Linked DNA regions of Homo sapiens: region 2 is linked to region 1. Evidence: chromatin loops called from intact Hi-C (ENCODE). Cell type or tissue: heart left ventricle. All regions are shown on one strand. Links, peaks and the distances in the headings refer to the core of each region. The heading gives the core; the rest is flanking DNA.

The links. A loop is a pair of places that touch in the nucleus more often than their neighbours do. Peaks named below come from ENCODE experiments on the same cell type or tissue, not always from the same donor. Only the 100,000 strongest peaks of a DNase experiment are listed, where the experiment ranks them.
Region 2: a loop joins it to region 1, with 2.7 times the contacts of the local background. A loop is called at or near these places in 16 of 110 quality-filtered maps.

Annotation. Positions count from the first base shown.
Region 1 is chr16:72,079,712-72,089,839 of GRCh38, reverse strand. TXNL4B (thioredoxin like 4B) reads left to right here. Exons shown (of 4, transcript NM_017853.3): 3 at 702-853; 4 at 3,038-4,983. The coding sequence ends at 3,203. Among named protein-coding and RNA genes, the nearest start is that of TXNL4B, 8.8 kb to the left of the region's middle. In heart left ventricle, for the core only: no CTCF peak of the experiment used is centred there; a DNase peak (open chromatin) is centred at 4,659; H3K27ac peaks cover 539 bases.
Region 2 is chr16:72,016,699-72,026,826 of GRCh38, reverse strand. DHODH (dihydroorotate dehydrogenase (quinone)) reads right to left here. Exons shown (of 9, transcript NM_001361.5): 4 at 9,721-9,803; 5 at 5,516-5,703; 6 at 4,352-4,465; 7 at 3,509-3,662; 8 at 3,194-3,353; 9 at 1-2,682. The coding sequence ends at 2,628. Among named protein-coding and RNA genes, the nearest start is that of DHODH, 13 kb to the right of the region's middle. RefSeq lists an enhancer at 2,220-3,419. In heart left ventricle, for the core only: a CTCF peak has its summit at 5,529 (motif pointing right); a DNase peak (open chromatin) is centred at 5,636.

The DNA of each region.
Region 1 (10,128 bases), core at 1,045-9,044:
GGGACTCTGATAGCATATACCTTATAAGAATGATGTAAGGATTAAATGAGTTAACAAATGTTAAGCACTTAGGACAGTTACCACATAGTAATGTTATATAAGTGTCTGCTACTAATTATCGTGGTTTTCATTTCTGGGAGGATTGGGAGGAAGGAGACGTTAGGGAATTTCAGTATCCACATAACATATTTCTAAGTTGTGTTGTTTTAAATGAGCATGGGCTACTTTTATAAAAGCATTCAAAGAAAGAAATTAAAGGAAGAAATAGATTCACACAGTTTTCCCCAAGGATTTGTATGCTCAGCTCTTAACACGGGATGGCAGCAGTAGAAATGGCGGGTAGAGGTCTTAGTTCTGGGTTAGGTCTCTCTCCACAATGAATAGACAGGAATACTCCCATGCTGTCACCCTCCTAAACTCACACAGTTTTCCCCAAGGTCCCCTTCTAACCTCACACAGTTTTCCCCAAGGTCCCTTCCTAACCTCATACAGTTTTCCCCAAGATTCCCTCCTAACCCCGTTGCAGTGAATGAGACTCTGGAGGATGGGGTTATGCTTTGTCTAATGTGGGAGCCACATGGGCTGCATTGTTGGCCCAGGAGTTTTTTCAAACAAAACACTCTGTTGTAGTAACAAGTTTCACAGAAGAAACATTAAGCTGCCTCTCATATTGTAACCTTTGTCTCTCTCGTCATTTGCAGCTTTCTAAGACCTCTTCTGACTTAAGTAAAATGGCTGCTATATACCTGGTAGATGTGGACCAAACTGCAGTTTATACACAGTATTTTGACATCAGTTATATTCCATCTACTGTCTTTTTCTTCAATGGGCAGCATATGAAAGTGGATTATGGGTAAGTGCAGTTGATCTGAAGTTAATTGCAACCTTGTAAGTTTCCTTGGTAAGCATTTTCAGTAGCTTGCCTATTTCCATGTGATGTTGGCTCTGTGAGTCTTATATCAGTACTGTTTCCCCAATTGACGCACTCTCTAATTTTTTATGCAAAACCTTGCTACAAAATGAGAGTGCTTCTGGTATGATTGTCAAATTTTATTTATTTTTTTAATAGTGCATACACATGGTTTGTCAAATTTTAATTTCCGACTTAAGTATGAAGAAATAGTACAGGTGGCAAAGCACTACCATCCATAAGTCTATAAAATATAAAATAGCCATATTAGCTAAATAAAGAACTCTTAAAATTTTCCCAGGAATTTCATTTGAAACAAAACATGTAGTTTTTCTTAAGCTTTTGGACTGGTAAGTGGCATTTATGAAAGAAACATTCCTTCTAGCAAACTAAGATGTGCTTCTCTCTTGCAAAGTTTCCTGCTTTTCGCCATTGAATTTTAAATCATTCTTCAACAAAGCCTGTCAAGAATAAGTAACATGATGTCCTCTTTAGTGCCTTCCACTCCATCCAATTACCATCTCAATACTTAATATTGATGATTGGGTGCATCCATGATTCTGATCATTTCTTACTGTGGTTGATGTGTCCACTTATCTAGATCTGTGTACCCTTTTTGTCTTTATTTGAAAGTATGTGAAATATTATCTGTTTTAAAGTGTTTTAGGCTGGGCATAGTGGCTCACGCCTGTAATCCCAGCACTTTGGGAGGCCAAGGCAGGCGGATCATTTGAGGTCAGGAGTTCAAAACCAGCATGGCCAACATAGTGAAACCCCATCTCTACTAAAAATACAAAAATTAGCCAGGCATGGCCAGGCGCAGTGGCTCACGCGTGTAATCCCAGCACTTTGGGAAGCCGAGGCAGGCAGATTATGAGGTCAGCAGATCGAGACCATCCTGGCTAACACAGTGAAACCCTGTCTCTACTAAAAATACAAAAAATTAGCTGGGCGTGGTGGCGGGCGCATGTAGTCCCGGCTACTCTGGAGGCTGAGGCAGAAAAATGGCATGAACCCAGGAGGCGGAGCTTGCAGTGAGCCGAGAGCGCGCCACTGCACTCCATCCTGGGCAACAGAGCTGCCGTCTCAAAAAAAAGATTAGCCAGGCATGATGGTGGGTGCCTGTAATCCCAACTACTCAGGAGGCTGAGGCAGGAGATTCGCTTGAGCCCAGGAGGTGGAGGTTGCAGTGAGCAGAGAACGCACCACTACACTCCAGTCTGGTGACAGAGCAAGGCTCCATCGCAAAACAACAACAACAACAACAAAAAAAAAACACAAAAGTATTTTAAAGCTGTTTATTCTACTGGAACACATTTGATGTAAGTATTAATTTGGTACAACCTTTTATGGGGGCCAGTTCAACATTATGTATCAAATAGTTTAAAGTTTTTAAACTTTTTAACCCAGTAATTACACTTCCAGGACTTTAATATGATGTTGCAGATGCACATTTAACAAATGAAAGAAATATATGTCAGCTAGAAAAAAGCATATTACTGAATAATTTGTATGACATAATTCCCAATGTTGGGAAAAAAGAAGTTTGTATCTGCACATACACACACACACACACACACACACACACACACACACACACACAAGATTGGAAGGATAGACACTGAAAAGTGACCTCTGGCCTCATCCGTGATTTTATTTATTTCTTTAAAATTTTTACAGTAACATACCTGGTGTTTGAGATACTTTTCTAAAAAATCAATTTTTTAATACCTACCACTCAAAAGGCCATGAATATTGAATGGGCTTTGCACAATGCCCAGGCAAAAGCAACAACAGCAAACGAAGAAACAATGTGCACTCCAACACTTGGTGAAATCTGCTTGATGATTTGAGAAGTGATAAAAATAGATTTTGTGATTACAATAGCTTTTGAAGCTAAAGCTTTGCACATGACAGAGCTTTCATGCTAGTGGCCCACAGCACTGGGTTGAGTCATTTACTAAATGGAAAAAAATGATTGAAAAATTAATGTTGGGCTTTATTTCTGAAGTCTCATTGACAAGAAGAAAATAACAAAGCTGTTTTTCATTTTGTTTATCCTGAAAGTCTTCAACAAGTGATTACTCAAAGTTCTTAGAGCAGTTGTTTCTCTTCTATGCTGTCTAGATCTCCAGATCACACTAAGTTTGTGGGAAGCTTCAAAACCAAACAAGACTTCATAGATTTGATTGAAGTAATCTATCGAGGAGCAATGAGGGGGAAGCTTATTGTCCAAAGTCCTATTGATCCCAAGAATATTCCCAAATATGACCTTCTCTATCAAGACATTTAGTACATTAATTGCTGTCAAAGATGAAGAAGAAGGCACATCTTGACACAGTACCTGAATCCAGCTGTGCTGTGTTTCTGGAGTCCTTTGGAAACATGTGTCCCAGAGGAGAAGAGGTTTGACTTGCGTGTAGAAAACCCGGCCCCTGAGGAAAAGACCCCACTGGTTCTCTGATGACCTGGGATGCCTAACTGTCTACTCCCTGCAAGCCTCAGAGCAGCCAAGTCATTGGTGTTCATTTTCCCCACAGTGATTTTTGTAACTTCTCTTTCTAATGTTTTTCTTTATCCCTTTAATACAGAACCCTCCCAAACATTGGCTAGTACAACTTGATTTCATCATGTTCATTTGATACACAAGTGAACTGGAAAGTCACTTCCCATAGAAGCAAAAGTACTTATTTTCTACCCTAGCTGGGTGCATGTGTGTGCACACACACACACACACACACCCCCACACCCCTTTGCCGGTTCCTCGACTCATACATCCCTCGTGCTTTCCCATCTCCAGTCTGTATTACTGTAGGTTCTCTTCAAATAATTAATTGAGCAGACAAGTTTGTTTTATTTTGGAGCCTTTTTGGCTCTGGCTTTTAAACATTGTCCTGGTTGGCTCATTTAATTTTTTTTTTTTTTTTTGAGACCGAGTCACTCTTGTCACCCAGGCTGGAGTGCAGTGGCGCGATCTCGGCTCACTGCAAGCTCCACCTCCTGGGTTCATGCCATTTTCCTGCTTCAGCCTCCTGAGTAGCTGGGACTACAGGCGCCCGCCACCATGCCCAGCTAATTTTTTGTATTTTTATAGAGGCGCAGTTTCACCGTGTTAGCCAAGATGGTCTCGATCTCCTGACCTCGTGATCTGCCCTCCTCAGCCTCCCAGGTGCTGGGATTATAGGCGTGAGCCACCGCGCGCACCCCATTTAATTATTTTTTATGTTATAAAATTTAATATGGAAAGTGAGAATTTGAACCTTCACCATCCACCACTCTATTCAGGTAAAACAATGAATGAGCCACCTTAGCAGGAGCAGATTTTTCCCAGAAGCTGCTGCCTCTTCCTGAGGCAGAAAATTGGATTACTAAGGCTCAAAACTAAAAGAGATGTCAGCATTGTTGGATAGAAATGTCACCTATATGGGATTTGCCTGTTTTAATAACTTTGTAAGGAATTCTTGCTCTTCTAGGGGTGCCTGGCGCAACCGTGGGCAAGTTACTGCTCCTCTTTAAACCTCGTGGTGGTTATTGAAACAGATTTATTAGAAGGAGAGGGTAGGTGCAGAGCTGGAGAGCCATGGGTGAGGCAGCTTGTGACCTGCCTAGCAGCCGCTGACCACCTCTCCAACAGAAGCCTAGTCCTGTTCAGAGCAGCACTGTCACTGCAAGTCCAGCCCCCTTTGCCAGGGGCTCCATTCCACCCCTTTCCTGCAGGGAGGGGTGCCATGAGTCTTGCTTTTGGCTCATACAGGAGAGAGGGAAGGCTGCCAGGCACTGCTTGTATCCCTGCTGATAAGAGGAGGGAGTCACTCCAGGAATAAGACAAAAGGAGAGGAGGAGGCCATCACCTCTGGCCTCTTCCATCGTACACTTCCTGTCTCTGGTTTAATCATGATGCATGGAGCTACAACAGCCATCTTAGGTCCCCGAGGTGCCCAGCATCACGTAAAACATCGATATGCTAAGAAGAACAAAAAGAGCCCAATCTCTGATGTTATTGAGCTCCTGCATGAACTCTGGACCTGCCTGCCTCAGACTTCTGTGAAAGAATAAAATTTCTTTTTGCCTAAGTCACTGTTAGTTGGGTTTTCTGTTCTTCAGCCCAGATCACACAGTATTTGCGGTATGGTAAGCACTCAGCGCACCAGCCAAAACTCAGAACCTGCGTGTGCAAAATTATCATGTCTTCTTCCTCCTGTTAGAAATAAGTTCTCTTATTTCTGAGTGCCGCAGAGGAAGAGGAGCACTCAGAAGAAAAGTTTCTCAGCAAGGCAAAGTTTACTTCTGCAGAAGGGTGCTGCCCGCGCCTATAGCAGTCGCAAAAGCACACCTAACAAAGGAGAACAGGTTTCTAACCCTAACGCAGTTCCTGCTTCTTTGTCTTTCCCCCATTGGCTGGGGTTGGACCGCACAGTCTAGGCTGACTCCAATTGGCTATGCGCTTGAATCTTTCTCAAATAAGGCAGAGGGTAAAGGTTACAGGTTAAGGTTTGGAGCAAGGCGGTTTACAGCCTATGACAAGAAAGTTGGATCTTTGAAGAGGAACCTTTCTTTTATTCTGACAATTTCCCCCTTTTTGTTGTTATAATTCTTCCTCTTCAAATTATTTTAGTAAGATTTGGCTTTGTTGCTCTTCTTGATTGTCTAGGAGTAAAAGTTGGTCTGAATATGGAGGGGGAGAGACAGAGAAGGTTTTAGTGCAAGCCATTTCTATGAGTCTTTGAACTAACCCACAAACACAAGGTGTGATGCAACAGCCTACAAGGATGAGTGCACTTGTAACAATGGCAAGGGAAGTGAGGATAGAGGCCATAAGTCCTTTCCATTTACCAAACCATCTTTTGGTTAAACCTGTGAAGGGGTCATCTATTCCAGAATTTTCAGCCAGCTCATTTGCTAGGGTGGTGAGGCCTTGTAGAGCCTTGGTAGTGGTTCCATCGGGAGCTGTGTTATTTGGGATCAAAGTACAACATTGGGCTCTGATGATTACACAAACTCTGCCGTTTTCTGCTAATGTCATGTCAAGAGCTATCCTGTTTTCCCAGGCCATTTGGCTGGTGGGACCAAATTGCTCGGCTATCCCCAAATGGTATCTCTGGTATAATTAACAAATCCTTGTTGATTGTAATATATATAGTTTATCCAGTCTACGTTTTTGTTTATAGTAGACCACCAAAATAAGACTGACTCAAACCTGGCAGCTATTTGATTTCGAGCTTTAAATTCATTGGCGGCTACTCGTGGTACTCCAATTGCCTCTATATAGACATGGGGGTCAAAAGACCCTTGAGGAGCTTCTCTTTCTTCCCAAGAGGGTGACTTTTTGTCGGACTGATGAAATGCCAGGGTGAAAGAGATGGCCAGTTGGATTAGAGTGCAAGTGCTGCTCCAATTATTTGGCAGCATACCCAGTAGAGGTCCTCCACAATACCACCAAACATCTGCTTGTGGATAGACAAGGGCAGTCTGATTGGTGAGCTCTCGAAAAGGCTCGGATTCACTGCATCCCGTTAGATTCCTGAAAGATGTAAGTTTTCCCCGTCATGAGAGACAAGAGGTAAAATTGGCATCAGAGGCCAGGAGCCAGATGGCCCTTGGGGGCTGACCCACAGGGAAGTCTTTGACTTTTGGGAAAAGCAGTGAGAGACTGGTGCATGACTTATTACCCCAGGCTGTGGGGTGCTGGAAGAGAGCTACTGTACAGTCCATGCCCGGTTGGTTAGACCATCCAAGCAGGAAGGGAACTATTTGGATTTCTGGCCTGCCCATTGCACAGGCATAACAGTCGCTTTTATTTAAAGTGCAAACTGAATATTTGATCCATTTCAGCCAGGCATTCATTTCTTGGTGTCCGGTCTCGATGGCCAGGGTTTGTTTTAGGTCTTTGACTTCCACTATGTGCACTTTAGTTTTGTCATTAGGTAGTGGCAAGATAGTTGTTTCATTTGGAGGAGATCTTCGGGAAGGAAGGGGTGCTGGAGGGGCGACAAAACGAATCTCAAAGGACCCTATGGGGTCTTTCCCGCTAACATCTGCCCCATACCATAAAAGCGACTTAGGGTGGGAATATGGTTAGTGGAGGTTGAAGTAGTAATAGAAATATGCACCAGGTTACATCGGAGGTGTTGGCAGTTAGAGGAGTTATTTTGTTTAGTAAAATGGATATAAGGTTTTAGGGAGGTGCAGCCTGCTGAAGAAGTCCAGCCTTGGGACTGAGTGGTCCAGAGAATATCGTACCAGGAATGGCAAGGTAGCCAATTATAGGGAATCTTGCAAGGATCAGATTGAGGGTGGGGTGAGTACCAAGGGCAAAGATACTTTTCTGAAGAGGCTAGTTGCCTTTGACTTTGTAGGTCTCTGCAAGGTATGACTAGGCAAGCATCAAACACAACAGCTTGAGGGGAGGCTGACCTGGTTACATTAACAATGAAATGCGGGCTGGGCACGGTGACTCATGCCTGTAATCCCAGGACTTTGGGAGGCCGAGGCGGGCAGTTCACAAGGTCAGGAGATCAACCATCCTGGCTAACACTGTGAAACCCCGTCTCTACTAAAAATACAAAAAATTAGCCGGGCATGGTGGCAGGCACCTGTAGTCCCAGCTACTCGGGAGGCTGAGGCAGGAGAATGGTGTGAACCCAGGAGGCAGAGCTTGCAGTGAGTGGAGATCTTGCCACTGCACTCCAGCCTGGGCAACAGAGCGAGACTCCATCTCAAAAAAAAAAAAAAATGAAATGCCCCTGGGCAATTAGGGGGAAGAAGAGACAAATTAGACCTTTTTGAATGTTAATTTTGAGGGAGTTGGTCCTGGAGTGATGGTCCATGATTCCATAAGGGGTGGGGTCCTTTTTACCCAAGTGTGATGAGTCCACCCCTGTTCAGCCGTTCGGGCTGCTGTTTCAGTTGTTAGGAGTATTAGATAGGGTCCTTCCCACGATGGTTCGAGTTTTCCTCCCTCCAGCTTTTGATGAGCACATAATCCCCAGGCTGATGTGGGTGTACTGGAAACTCTAGAGGCGGCATTTGTGCTAAGAGGCCTTGGGTCCTGAGGGAAAAAAGGGTGGAAGATAGACCACGTATATAGTTTTTAAGAAATTGATGTTTTGTTTCAAATGTAGGGATGTCAGTGGTGGAATTTAAGCATGGCAATCTGTAGAGCGTTTCATAAGGGGACAGGCCGATATCTTTTCAAGGGGCGATACGAATTCTTAGTAAGGCGACAGGGAGGTACTTAGTTCATGGCAGTCGGGTTTCCAAGATTAGTTTAGTTAGGTGATTTATTTATTTTGATTCATTCTTTCTGCTTTTCCTGATGAGGGTGGGTGCCAGGGAGTATGATATTCCCATTTTATCTCTAGTGTCTGGGTTAATCCTTTAATGACCTGTGCAGTAAAATGGGTTCCATTGTCTGAGTCAATGTTCTCTATTAATCTGAATCTGGGTATGGTATCTTCTATTAGTACTTTAACTACATTATTGGCAGTTGCACTTGGCAGGTGAATGGCTTCCACCCAGTGAGTGAGATGGTCCACTATAACTGACAAACATTTGAGGCAGCCTATTTGGGGCATTTCGGTATAAGTCAATTTGGACACTTTGGAATGGCCTTAGCCCAGGATTTCTTCCGCCGAAGGGCAGTTTTCTTAAAGTTTGTTTATTGGTTTTTCTGCATACCATACAACTGTCTGTGACTTGCCTGGTGAGGGTATAAATCCCTGTACACCCATAGGTTCTAAGGACTGCATCACACATGGCTTGGGGACCCCAATGGGTCCCTTGGTGAAGTTGTGTTAAGATTTCTGTCATTAGGGGTTTGGACAACATTTCTTTGTTATCTGGCAGTATCCGTTTCTCTTCTGAGTTTTTGTTAGCCCCTATTTTCTTTAATTTTTCTTTGTCTGCTTGGGAGAAGATGGGGGTTGCAGATGGGGAAGGGAGACAAGGGGTTCAGTGGAAAATGGGTGCTTCTTGGGAAGTAACTCTTGAAAGAGAGACCTTTATGGTGTCCTGGGACATGAACAATGGCTATGTCCTCTGGTAGCTGAAGGTTTTCTAATACTTGCATGATTAACTCTTTGTGGACAAGGTTTTGGCCCTTGCTAGTAATAAGGCCTTGTTCAGTCCAAATCTTCCCAAAGGTATGGGCCACTCCAAAAGCATATTTGGAATTGGTGTAAATAGTCCCTTCTTGATTCTGCAGCTATTTTAAGGCTTGATTTAGTGCGAACAACTCACATGTTTGGTTAGACCAGTTATTGGGAAGTCTCCCTGATTCTACTTCTGTGAGAGTTTCTCCATCAACCACTGAGTAGCCATTATGTTTTTTCTCTTCAATTACCCGAGAGGAGCTGTCTACAAAGAGATGGTGCCCTGTTTTTAAAGGGGTCTCACTTAGATCAGGCCTTACTTTAGTTTGATGATTAAGTCTAAACATTTGTGCTTGGGGTCTCCAGCGTTTGGATTTCCTGTCAGGAAGGTGGCGGGGTAGGCCGGGCACAGTGGCTCACGCCTGTAATCCCAACACTTTGGGAGGCCAAGGCAGGCAGATCACCTGAGGACAGGAGTTCAAGACCAGCCTGACCAACATGGAGAAACCCCATCTCTACTAAAAATACAAAAAAATTAGCCAGGCATGGTGGCATGCCTGTAATCCCAGCTACTTGGTAGGCTGAGGCAGGAGAATTGCTTGAACCCAGGAGGCAAAGGTTGCGGTGAGCCGAGATTGTGCCATTGCACTCTAGCATGGGCAATAAGAGTGAAACTCCATCTCAAAAAAAAAAAAAAAAAGGAAGGTGGCGGGGTTGAGCACATTGTCAGTGGTTAGGGTTAAATCACCTTTTTCTAATAGGATAGCTTCATATTTTAGGATTCTTGAATCTGTAAGCCATCTCCCTGCTTTTTGGCTAAGAATGGTTTTAACCTGATGGGGTGTGCTTAGGATGAGACTTCCCCCAAAGGTTATTTTTCTACTTTCCTCTGTCAATAAAACAGTTGCTGCTGTAGATTGGATACATTCGGGCCACCCACAGGTTACCACGTCAAGAATGTTTGACAGAAAGGCTGTGGGCTGGCAATGGCCCCATGCTTTTGAGTGAGTACTCCTATAGCTGCCCCATTGCTTATATTAACAAAAAAGTGAAATGGCTGTTCTAAGGATGGCAGAGCTAAGACAGGGGCAGTTATAAGTAGATGTTTTAGTTCCTCAACTTGCTGGA
Region 2 (10,128 bases), core at 2,129-10,128, 64 kb after region 1:
AGAGCGAGACTCTGTCTCAGAAAAAAAAAAGAAAAGAAAGAAAAATAGGTATCCGCACACCACATGGCCCCTGAATGCAAGACAACTCCTTATCCTGGTGCTCAAGCAGCCTCTTCCAGCTGTGCTGAGACAGAATGTCAGTCTCTCGAGCCAGGCGCGGTGGCTTGCACCTGTAATCCCAGCACTTTGGGAGGCTGAGGCGGGTGGACCAAGAGGTCAGGAGTTCGAGACCAGCCTGGCCAATATGGTGAAACCCCGTCTCTACTAAAAATACAAAAATTAGCAGGGCACAGTGGCATGCACCTGTAGTCCCAGCTACTCTGGAGGCTGAGGCTGAAGAATCCCCTGAACCCAGGAGGCGGAGTTTGCAGTGAGCTGAGATCATGCCACTGCACTCCAGGCTGGGCGACACAGCGAGACTCCATCTCAAAAAAAAAAAAGGCAGTCTTCCGTGGAGAACCTTCCAAGGGCCGACTCTTCCCTCTTCTCCTCCACCCCTTCCCTTCCCTTTCCTGAATTGTTCAGTCCTGAAGCTATTAGGTGGGACAGAGCAAGGTAGATGCCTGTAGCATGGGAAAGGGAGGGCAGATGACTCACAGAGAGCATCAAAGCCCAGAGAGAATGAGGAGGGTGTCCAGAGTATGTGCGCTGGCACCTGACGTGGCATGTCGGAGCCCAGGCTGAGGAAAGTGACCCCGCAGGGGTCTGGCCAGCATGTGGTTCCTTTTGCCCATTCCCATTTCTCCTTCAGTGCACTGCTCTTCCTGGAGTAAGGAACGAATCCGGAGAAGCAGAAGGCAATGAGCCGGCTTTTAGAGCAGCCAAGGCTTGGTCCATGGCAGAGCCATTCAGCACAACATGCTCTATGACCACACCGCTGGGCTCGAGCCCAGCCAAGCAGCCTCCACGCAGGGGGACTGGACAATCAGCCGCTTCTCTGCCCGTTTCCTCATCCTTAAAGAGGAAACGTCAAGCCCTTGGCACAGCATCCAGCCCACAGTCAGTGTTCAGTGGACATGAGCTGCCTTCAGGGCAGCTCTGTCTTCAGGCCTCACAGGGTAGCTTTGAACAGGCAGAGCCAGAGGAGCTGGGGATGTCCCCTCTGTTGCTGTCTCCACGGTGGGAAATGGGCAGCTTGAAAACCTGATAGGAGCAACTTGGCTCTATCTATCAGAATGTGAAACATGCCAGCCCCTCAGCCCAGCTGTCACGCCCCTTGGACCCTGCTCTGCACCGACACCAGAACGAAGGCACAGGCACATTCACAAGGTGTTCACGGAGGCACCGATGGTGATAGGAAAACGCCGGAAGTTAGCGATGTGATCACCAACAGGGGACTGGGTAAACAGACCCCACTCAAAAGACCGAGGCCCAGCATGAACCATGCCACATAAGAATAGTGAAGAAAGTAAATGGCAGAATTCTATTTGTGGGATGATGTCATTTGTATGAAAACATAAAGTAACTAAACAGATAACAGTGTGCATTCCATCCAGAAATCGGTATACAAAAAATACAGCCACATGTATGTCTGAGTGTATGTACAAAATGAACATCTTTATGCAGGGGAAAAGTCTGGGAGGACAGACAGAAAGGCATGTCTGCAGAGTGGGGTGAGGAGGAACAGGAATGTTTACACTTCAAGAGTGCTGTACCGTTTGAATTGCTAGTAAAGAATGCAGGTCAATTTTATAGTCAAAAAACTAACATCAGGATGCTTAGGAGATACAGACTGAAACACTGAAGAATAAGGCACCAATGACTCAGCAATAATAAATACATAAGACGTGAATATTTTATCCATGTTATAGAGAAAGGGACAGAGAGAAACGGGAAAATTTGTTTGTTTGTTTTGTGTGTGACAGAGTCTTGATCTGTCGCCCAAGCTGGAGTGCACTGGTGCAATCTTGGCTCACTGCAACCTCCGCCTCCCAGGTTCAAGCAATTCTCCTGCCTCAGCCTCCCGAGTAGCTGGGATTAAAAGTGCCTGCCACAATATCTGGCTAATTTTTTGTATTTTTGGTAGAGACAGGGTTTCACCATGGTGGCCTGGCTGGTCTCCAACTCCTGGCCTCAGGTGATCCGCCCGCCTCGGCCTCCCAAAGTGCTGGGATTACAGGCATGAGCCACCACACCCCGCCCTTATGTTTGAAATATTTTTAAAATAAAGTTTAAAATATTAAATAAACAAAAATAAAGATCAAATGAAAGACAGTCAAGTTCCTGGGAAGCCCACTGCAGATGCAGATAGCAGAGGCCTGGATGGACCTGCAGTATCTTGGCAGGGCCTATGGCAAACCAGAAAGGGCTAGCGTTGAAACCCAGGTTCTAAATGGCTTTATTTTTTCCATGACTTTTTCCTCCTAATATTCAATGTCCTTGCAAGACTGATGGATCCTAGGGTTTGAATCCACAAAGAATCAAAAATGCAGTTTATGGTCTGACCAAGGGACTGAAGAAAGCCTGCGGTTGATCCTGGTGACCCCCCGATTGGCGTTTACAGTGCAGCCATGCCATGGCTGGGGGACATGGCTCAAGATGGAGTCCCTCCTCTCATGATCCAGCCACAAAGGCTTGCCTGAGTCCTTGGGAAGGTTCCAGATCAGGCTTCCCGTCAGACGCTGTCCTCACCTCCGATGATCTGCTCCAATGGCATCTGTGACTCCGCCAAAGCCCTGCTCTCTGGAAAAAGAGCAAACAAAGCAATTTCAGCAAACAGTGGAGAACAGGCCCTGCTCTTACAGGAAGCCCACGTTCACCCAGAAACGCATCATCCCGGCCCAGGCACATCTGGTTTCCTCTACACTCTTCACCCAGAGACCTAGGGATATTTCTACCCAGGTAGGAACAGAGCAGGAAGGAAATTGCTTTTAAGTATTGACAGCTCCCAACATTGAACCAGTGTTGCTTAATTAATGGGAATGCTGATGGGATTCCTCAGGCTCCCCTCCCTTGAGCAAATGGACAACTCCACCTTAGAAACACCATTGCCTTGGAGGTTAATCCTCAGTTCTCCTTGGCATTGTTTGTCCTTCATCAAAAGAGTAACCCAGAATTTCTCTCCCCTTCAGAGTGTACCCCTCAACTCCTTTTTGAATGAATAAGAAACAGATCAACAGTATCTCGTTGACTTGAGTGATCTAAATGAACCTCTGCCTAACTTCTGTTTCAAGCCACACATGACCTCACTCACTTCAGAAGGGCCTCCAGTTCCCGCTTGACTTTGCCCACAACGGGTGGCCCCCAGAAGGTGAGGGCCGTGTACAGCTGCACCAGGGAGGCCCCTGCCCGGATCTTCTCCAGCGCGTCCTGCCCGCTGCTCACACCACCAACCCCAATTATGGGAACTCGGCCTACAGAGAAGCACATGGCGACACCATAAAGAAGGATGTGGCTTCAGCCCCAGAGTCCCCCACAATCAAGACAGATTAGGGAATGATGATTCCCATCACGACCCAGGAGCCCAAGCCACACGCAGATCTGAAGACACAAACACGGGAAACCTTGCCTTGGGTGAGTGCATACATCTCCCGAATGGTTTGAGTTGATAAATCCCGGAGGGGCTTCCCACTCAGCCCTCCTGTTTCAGAGCGCAGGGCACCCTGGAGGCCCGCAGGGCGACTCACGGTGGTGTTCGTAACAATCAGCCCATCGATGCCCAACTGCAGTGCGAGATAGAGAAAAAGCCATGAGTCATAGCACCGAAGGACCCAGAGGCGCTTCTCTGGAGGTCGAAGGCAGCAGCCGGGCCAGGTACCCACACCTACAGCCCCCAAAGCAAGAGCTACACCAGACCTCACTACTCATCTTTTCCTCAACAAGTTTTAGAATGAGCCATAACATGACGACAGCAGCCATCACACGCTGACCACCCACAACATTCCCCTAGGACAGGGTCCAGTCCTTACAACAACCCAATTACAGTGTCTTGTCTGAGGCCCCCAGGTAGTAAGTGGTGGAACCAGGATTTGAACCCACGATGGCCGGGCTCAGTCTGTTTCCACTACTCTCCTATGCCACAGAGACCCGCTGTCCAGACAGGCTGGAGAGAGGAGTGAGAGAAAGAATTTTCAGTCCCAGTCAAGACTGGCCAAGGAGCCAAGCTCAAGCCTTAAACTTGCTGGATGCAGTTGACAAAAGAGAGGAAGAGGCATTAGAAAAACTCCTTCAAGCACTTATTCCAACATTCGCTTTTGACCACAGGGTGAGTTACACCATGACACACACCAAACCAGCCTTGAATACCAAGGAGAGGAAATCACAAAGAACGCCATTCTGGGCTAGCCCAGCTGGCCAAACGGCCTCTGCAGACCATGGGAGGCACACCCTGGGCCCAGGCCCCGACTCAAACCTCTTTGACCACACTGGCAATGTCCTCCTTATCCTGGCTGGTGAGGTCAGGAGCGATCTTCACCAGGACTGCCGGCCTGTGCACTCTCCGCAAGCCATCCCTCTCCTGCAGCACCTAGGGCGACACACGGCCAGAGCTGGGGACCCCGCAGACCACAGCCCTGCAGTGCAGCTGTGACCTACGCTGCAGGTCAGTGGGTTTCCACAATAGCGATCAAACTAAAGCAGAAACAATTTCTTTTCAGGAAAGCCAGCCCTCAGACGTGAGGAGTACAGTCGAGATGGATCCGATTCCATTCTTTTAGGCCAAGGGATCCCGTGGACATTGGCTAATAGCTCAAGGGTGTTTTAGACTTTTCTTTTCTTTTTTTTTTTTTTTTTTTGAGACAAGGTCGCACTCTGTCACCCACACTGGAGTGTAGTAGCATGATCACGGCTCACTGTAGCCTGCACCTCCCTGGGCTCAGGCGATCCTTCCACTTCAGCCTCCAGAGTATCAGGGACTACAGGTGTGCACCACCATGCCCAGCTAATTTCTGTATTTCTTGTAAGATGGGGTTTTGCCAAGTTGCCCAGGCTGGTCAGCTCCTGAGCTCAAGTGATCTGCCTGCCTCGGCCTCCAAGTAGCTGGGGCTATAGGCTTGAGCCACTGTGCCTGGCTAATTTTTAAATTTTTGTAGAGACAGGGTCTTGCTCTTTTGCCCAGGCTGGTCTCAAATTCCTGGGTTATAAGTGATCCACCTGCCTTGGCCTCCCATAGTGCTGGTATTACAGGCATGAGCCACGGTGTCCAACGTTTTTTAGACTTTTATTCCTAAAAGATAACCAGGAAATATTACCACATGTACTGGGTGATGAAGTCCTTCAGTTCACTCAGAGCTCTGGGCGCTAGGGTCAGAGTGACAAATGAGAGAGACGTGGTGTCTGCTCTTACAGACCCCGTGATTTATAGCAGCAGGGACAGATAATTTGTCACCGTCGCATATAATCAGTGTCATGAGAGGGGATCAGAGGGGACTCTGGGAAGGTATAGCCAGGGGTCCTACTGGTCTAGGTGCTAAGGACAGCTTCTGAGGGTGATGCTGAAGGTTCGCCCTGGAGAATGAAGGGGAGCAGGTGGGACAGGCTGGTGGGACAGGGCCTGGAGAGGGGTGCAGCTGCCCACCTTGGTCAGCAGGCGGCGCAGCTCGGCCTTTCCCTGAAGGCTCCGCAGCCCGGCAGTGTTGGGGCTGGACACATTCACCACCAGGTAGTCGGCCAGGGGGCCCAGTACGCGCACCCCTTCTGCGTAGTCCTCCGCGGCGTCCACTGAGGTCTTGTTCTTCCCCAAGTTGACCCCCAGAGGCAGTCCATCTGCAAACATCGCTGGTCAGGCCTGCACCCCGCACACCCTTTCCTGTGCCACCTTCTGAGGCTGCCCTTGACCAAACCACCTGTGGACAGCCGCGCAGGCCTTCCCTCCAAACCTGACCTGCCCGACACCGGCTGACAGGTGCTCAACTGCGGCCTGGGCCCGCCTGCTGACCAAAACCACTCACTGGCTTTGTCTAGCAAAGTCTGGGCAGCTACGAGGATGTTTTGCTGCATTTTGCCCTTTTTATTTTTAAAATTTTCATGGAAAATGGACAAATTACTGCAAATACTTGTGGGGCAAAAGATGGGCCTCATAAATTGAATAAAACTGAGAACAGAGAGAACTCAGTAGGCACATCAGGCCCGCAACTCTCACCTCAAGGAATGCTTGTTGGCCTTGGCTCGGTTGACTGGATGTACAGTTGCGAAGAAAAAACAAAATGAAAGAACATGTATAAAATACTGAAAAACAGGCCAGGTGCGGTGGCTCACGCCTATAATCCCAGCACTTTGGGTGGTCAAGGGCAGAGGATTGCTTGAGCCCAGGAATTCAAGACCAGTCTGGGCAACATGGTGAAACCCTATCTCTATAATTGAAAACTCAGCCGGGAGCAGTGGTGCACACCTGTAGTCCTAGCTGCTCGGGAGGCTGAAGTAGGATTGAGGCTCCAATGAACCGTGATCGCGCCACTGCACTCCAGCCTAAGGAGCAGAGCAAGACTCTGTCTCAAAAAAAAGAAAAAAAAAAAAAATATATATATATATACACATATATATATATATATATATATATACACATATACATATACACATATATATATACTGGAAAATGTTTTTTGTTTTTTTTTTTGAGATGGAGTCTCACTGTTGCCCAGGCTGGAATGTGGTGGCACAATCTTGGCTCACTGCAACCTCCGTCCCCTGAATTCAAGCAATTCTCCTGTCTCAGCCTCCTGAGTAGCTGGGATTACACGCATGTGCCACCACGCCCAGCTAATTTTTGTATTTTTAGTAGAGATGGGGTTTCACCATGTTGGCCAGGATGGTCTCCATCTCCAGACCTCATGATCTGCCCACCTCAGCCTCCCAAAGTGCTGGGATTACAGGCGTGAGCCACTGCAACCGGCCTAATTTTTGTATTTTTAGTAGAGAAGGGGTTTCACCATGTTGGCCAGGCTGGTCTCAAACCCCTGACCTCAAATGATCCGCTTGCCTTGGCCTTCCAGAGTGTTAGGATTACAGGCGTGAGCCACCATGCCCGGCCAAATGTTTTCAATTATCATGCCTAAAATGTAGAGGTGTAATTGTTTTCTAACTTATAATTTTAGTTCTCTGAGGAAAGGGACTCTCCCTCATATAATAACTGAGGGTACCCTGTATCTTAGGTGCTCCCTGGACAACCTGATTACTCCCCTAGCCTGGGCATCATTGTTAACACCTGCCCCTTTTTACTCTCAAGAGGGTCTCAGTTTACATGTAAGCAATTAGGTCAGCTTACTTAAAAATCCACAGGACTATCAATGGACTTGCATTTTGGACCTCCAGAAAAAATACATTTTCAGAAACACACTATGTGTAAAAGAAACGGGTTGTCTCTACTTGACTTCTTCTAAGTTTACTATCTTATCTGCACGGGGAGTGGTACATCAATGGTACAGGCTGTACTTTTGATCTGAGAGTTGGGGGAAGAATTAGAACACCAAGTAGCTCACAAAATGTGTTGTCAGGCCAGAGAGGATCAAACAACATCTATTGTACTGCTCACCACCTTCCCAACCCCAATCACACTCTCGCATCATCAGCAAATGAGATGAGTGTAGCTACTTTCCAGGGTGGGGACTGGAGGAGGGGATCAGAACCCAATTAGAAGCCGGGCGCAGCAGCTCACGCCTGTAATCCCAGCACTTTGGGAGGCTGAGGTGGGTGGATCAATTGAGGTCAGGAGTTCAAGACCAGCCTGGCCAACACGGTGAAACCCTGTCTCTACTAAAAATATAAAAATTAGTCAGGCATGGTGGTGGGCGCCTATAATCTCAGCTACTTGGGAGGCTGAGAAAGGAGAATCGCTTGAACCTGGGAGGTGGAGGCTACTGTGAGCTGAGATTGCACCACTGTTGCCTGGGCAATAGCGGGAGACTCTGTCTCAAAAGAAACAAAGAATCCAATTAGACAAAAGGTTTATCATAAGGTCTCCAAGCTTCCCAGTCTAGCACCCATCAAGCCAAGATCATCTGTAAGCTTGAATTCTTTTCCTCACAAGTAAACTGACTTGAAGGAGAATATCACTTTCATGTAGCTAACGGATTAGGAGTCATCTGCCCAAACTGACAAGATTTGGGAGTTAGACAGAAATTGCTGGATTACTCTGTCCCCAGAGGGCACCAAAGCTTTTGTCAACGCGTGTTCCTTGGCATGGTGCTAACAACAAGCTGCCATGAAGGCCCCTAAGCTGCTGGCAGACACATCCGTGCAGAGCACTGCTGCAGGCTCCGCTTCACTCCGTAGACCAGGAGGGCCACAGGGAGGGAGGGCTGGGTGAGGAAGAACAGGAGATAAAGCCAGGACACTGCACTGCAGACACCGAGGAGAAGAAAAAGCAAGCACGAAGGCGGGCAAGCATCACAAACCATGCAAGTCCTGTGATGACCTCCAAAGCTCCCCAGGTGGGCGGCTCTGCAGTACAGCGGGGTCTGGTTCCACCCAACCCAGGGGTTTCCAAAAGATAATTTCCTATTCCCCAAATCTGACACTGCTGAGTGCCTCAGCCCTTTCCACCTCACTTCCTGAAATGAATCCCATATCCATTGGTTTCTTCATCCTGCTACCAGGACTATCTGAGACTAAGACATCCTGGAAGGAGTTTCAGAGGGACCCAAAGAAGAAAATGGTCGCTACTGAGCCACAACCCCACACAATCCCAGAGGGTCCCAGGGGCATTAGGGTCAGGACAACAGAGGGCTGCGACCACTAAGTGCATCCTGAGAGCAAGTGAGGCAGAGGCCACAGAGAACACCCGCATCGCCGGAGGCGTCTTCAAAAATGCATGTTGTGGCCAGGCGCGGTGGCTCACGCCTGTAATCCCAGCACTTTGGGAGGCCGAGGCAGGCGGATCACCAGGTCAGGAAATCGAGACCATCCTGGCTAACACAGTGAAACCCCGTCTCTACTAAAAATACAAAAAGAAATTAGCTGGGTGTGGCGGCGGGTGCCTGAAGTCCCAGCTACTCGGGAGGCTGAGGCAGGAGAATAGTGAGAACGCGGGAAGCAGAGCTTGCAGTGAGCCGAGATCCCGCCACTGCACTCTAGCCTGGGGCGACAGAGCGAGACTCCGTCTCAAAAAAAAAAAAAAAAAAGCATGTTGTTTTTGGTTTTTTTAGAGAAATGGGATCTCACCATGTTGCCCAGGCTGGTCTTAAACTCCTGAGTTCAAGTGATCCTCCCAACTTGGGCACCCAAAGTATTGAGATTACAGGTGTGAACTGTCCCGAACCAAAAATGAGTTTCCAAAACAACTCATGAAGAATATTTTCCCAAATGCTAATATTAGTTAGCCTTGAGTAGGGAGGAGTATCTGTTTCTTGAACATTCTTTCTTTACGCTTCTCTGTATTTACTAAGTCTTCTATAATTAATGAACATTATTTACACAATGGATGACAAAAAAGGGAGGACAGAGTGGGCCACGGGAGGATGACATTCAAGTCCTGCTCCTGCCCTCATTGCCTGTGTGATCATTGCCCAGCCGCTTTGCTTCGCTTGCTTTCAGGCCTCCCTAGTTACGGTAACAGGTTACATAACAAGGCAGAGGCAAAGTGAGTATTTGCTAAATTGCAAAATCCAGTTAAACTCTTGGAAGCTGTGTGGGACCAGGAAAATCGCTCTAGGAGAGGTGTCCTGAGGTCCTCAGTGGTTTTTGCTATTGCTCAATCATGTTTATTTCACTAGAAATGTTCCCAGCATTTCTCCCACGTTTCCTCCTAATAAATAAGAAAGGCCCACTGACACAACCCCACTTTACCTTCTGTGAGCTTGGCCTGCTTCTGCTGTCTGGCCCGTAACCTGTGTTCCACCACTGAAAGCCCGTGACTGTTAAATCCATACCTGCAGAGCACAAGCACACGGGAGGGGCAGAGTGAGACGGCACCATAGCCACTTCCCATACACTTAGGACTTTTTCAAACAAGAGAAAAAAAAAAATCACAGTCAGTTCTTACACTTCCAGGGTCTAAACACCACTGGGACTCCTAGAGAACTTGCCAGAACACCATCCAATACCCAGGGAAAGATTAAAATTTGCAAATGCTCAGCCAGCTAGCACTGGAAACAGCCCAGACTCAGCAGCAGCTGCCCCAGACCTGCTGGATCCCCACTCCTTACCCAGCCACTCTCTGAGAATTGCACACTCACTTGCCACCTTCTGCCTGGG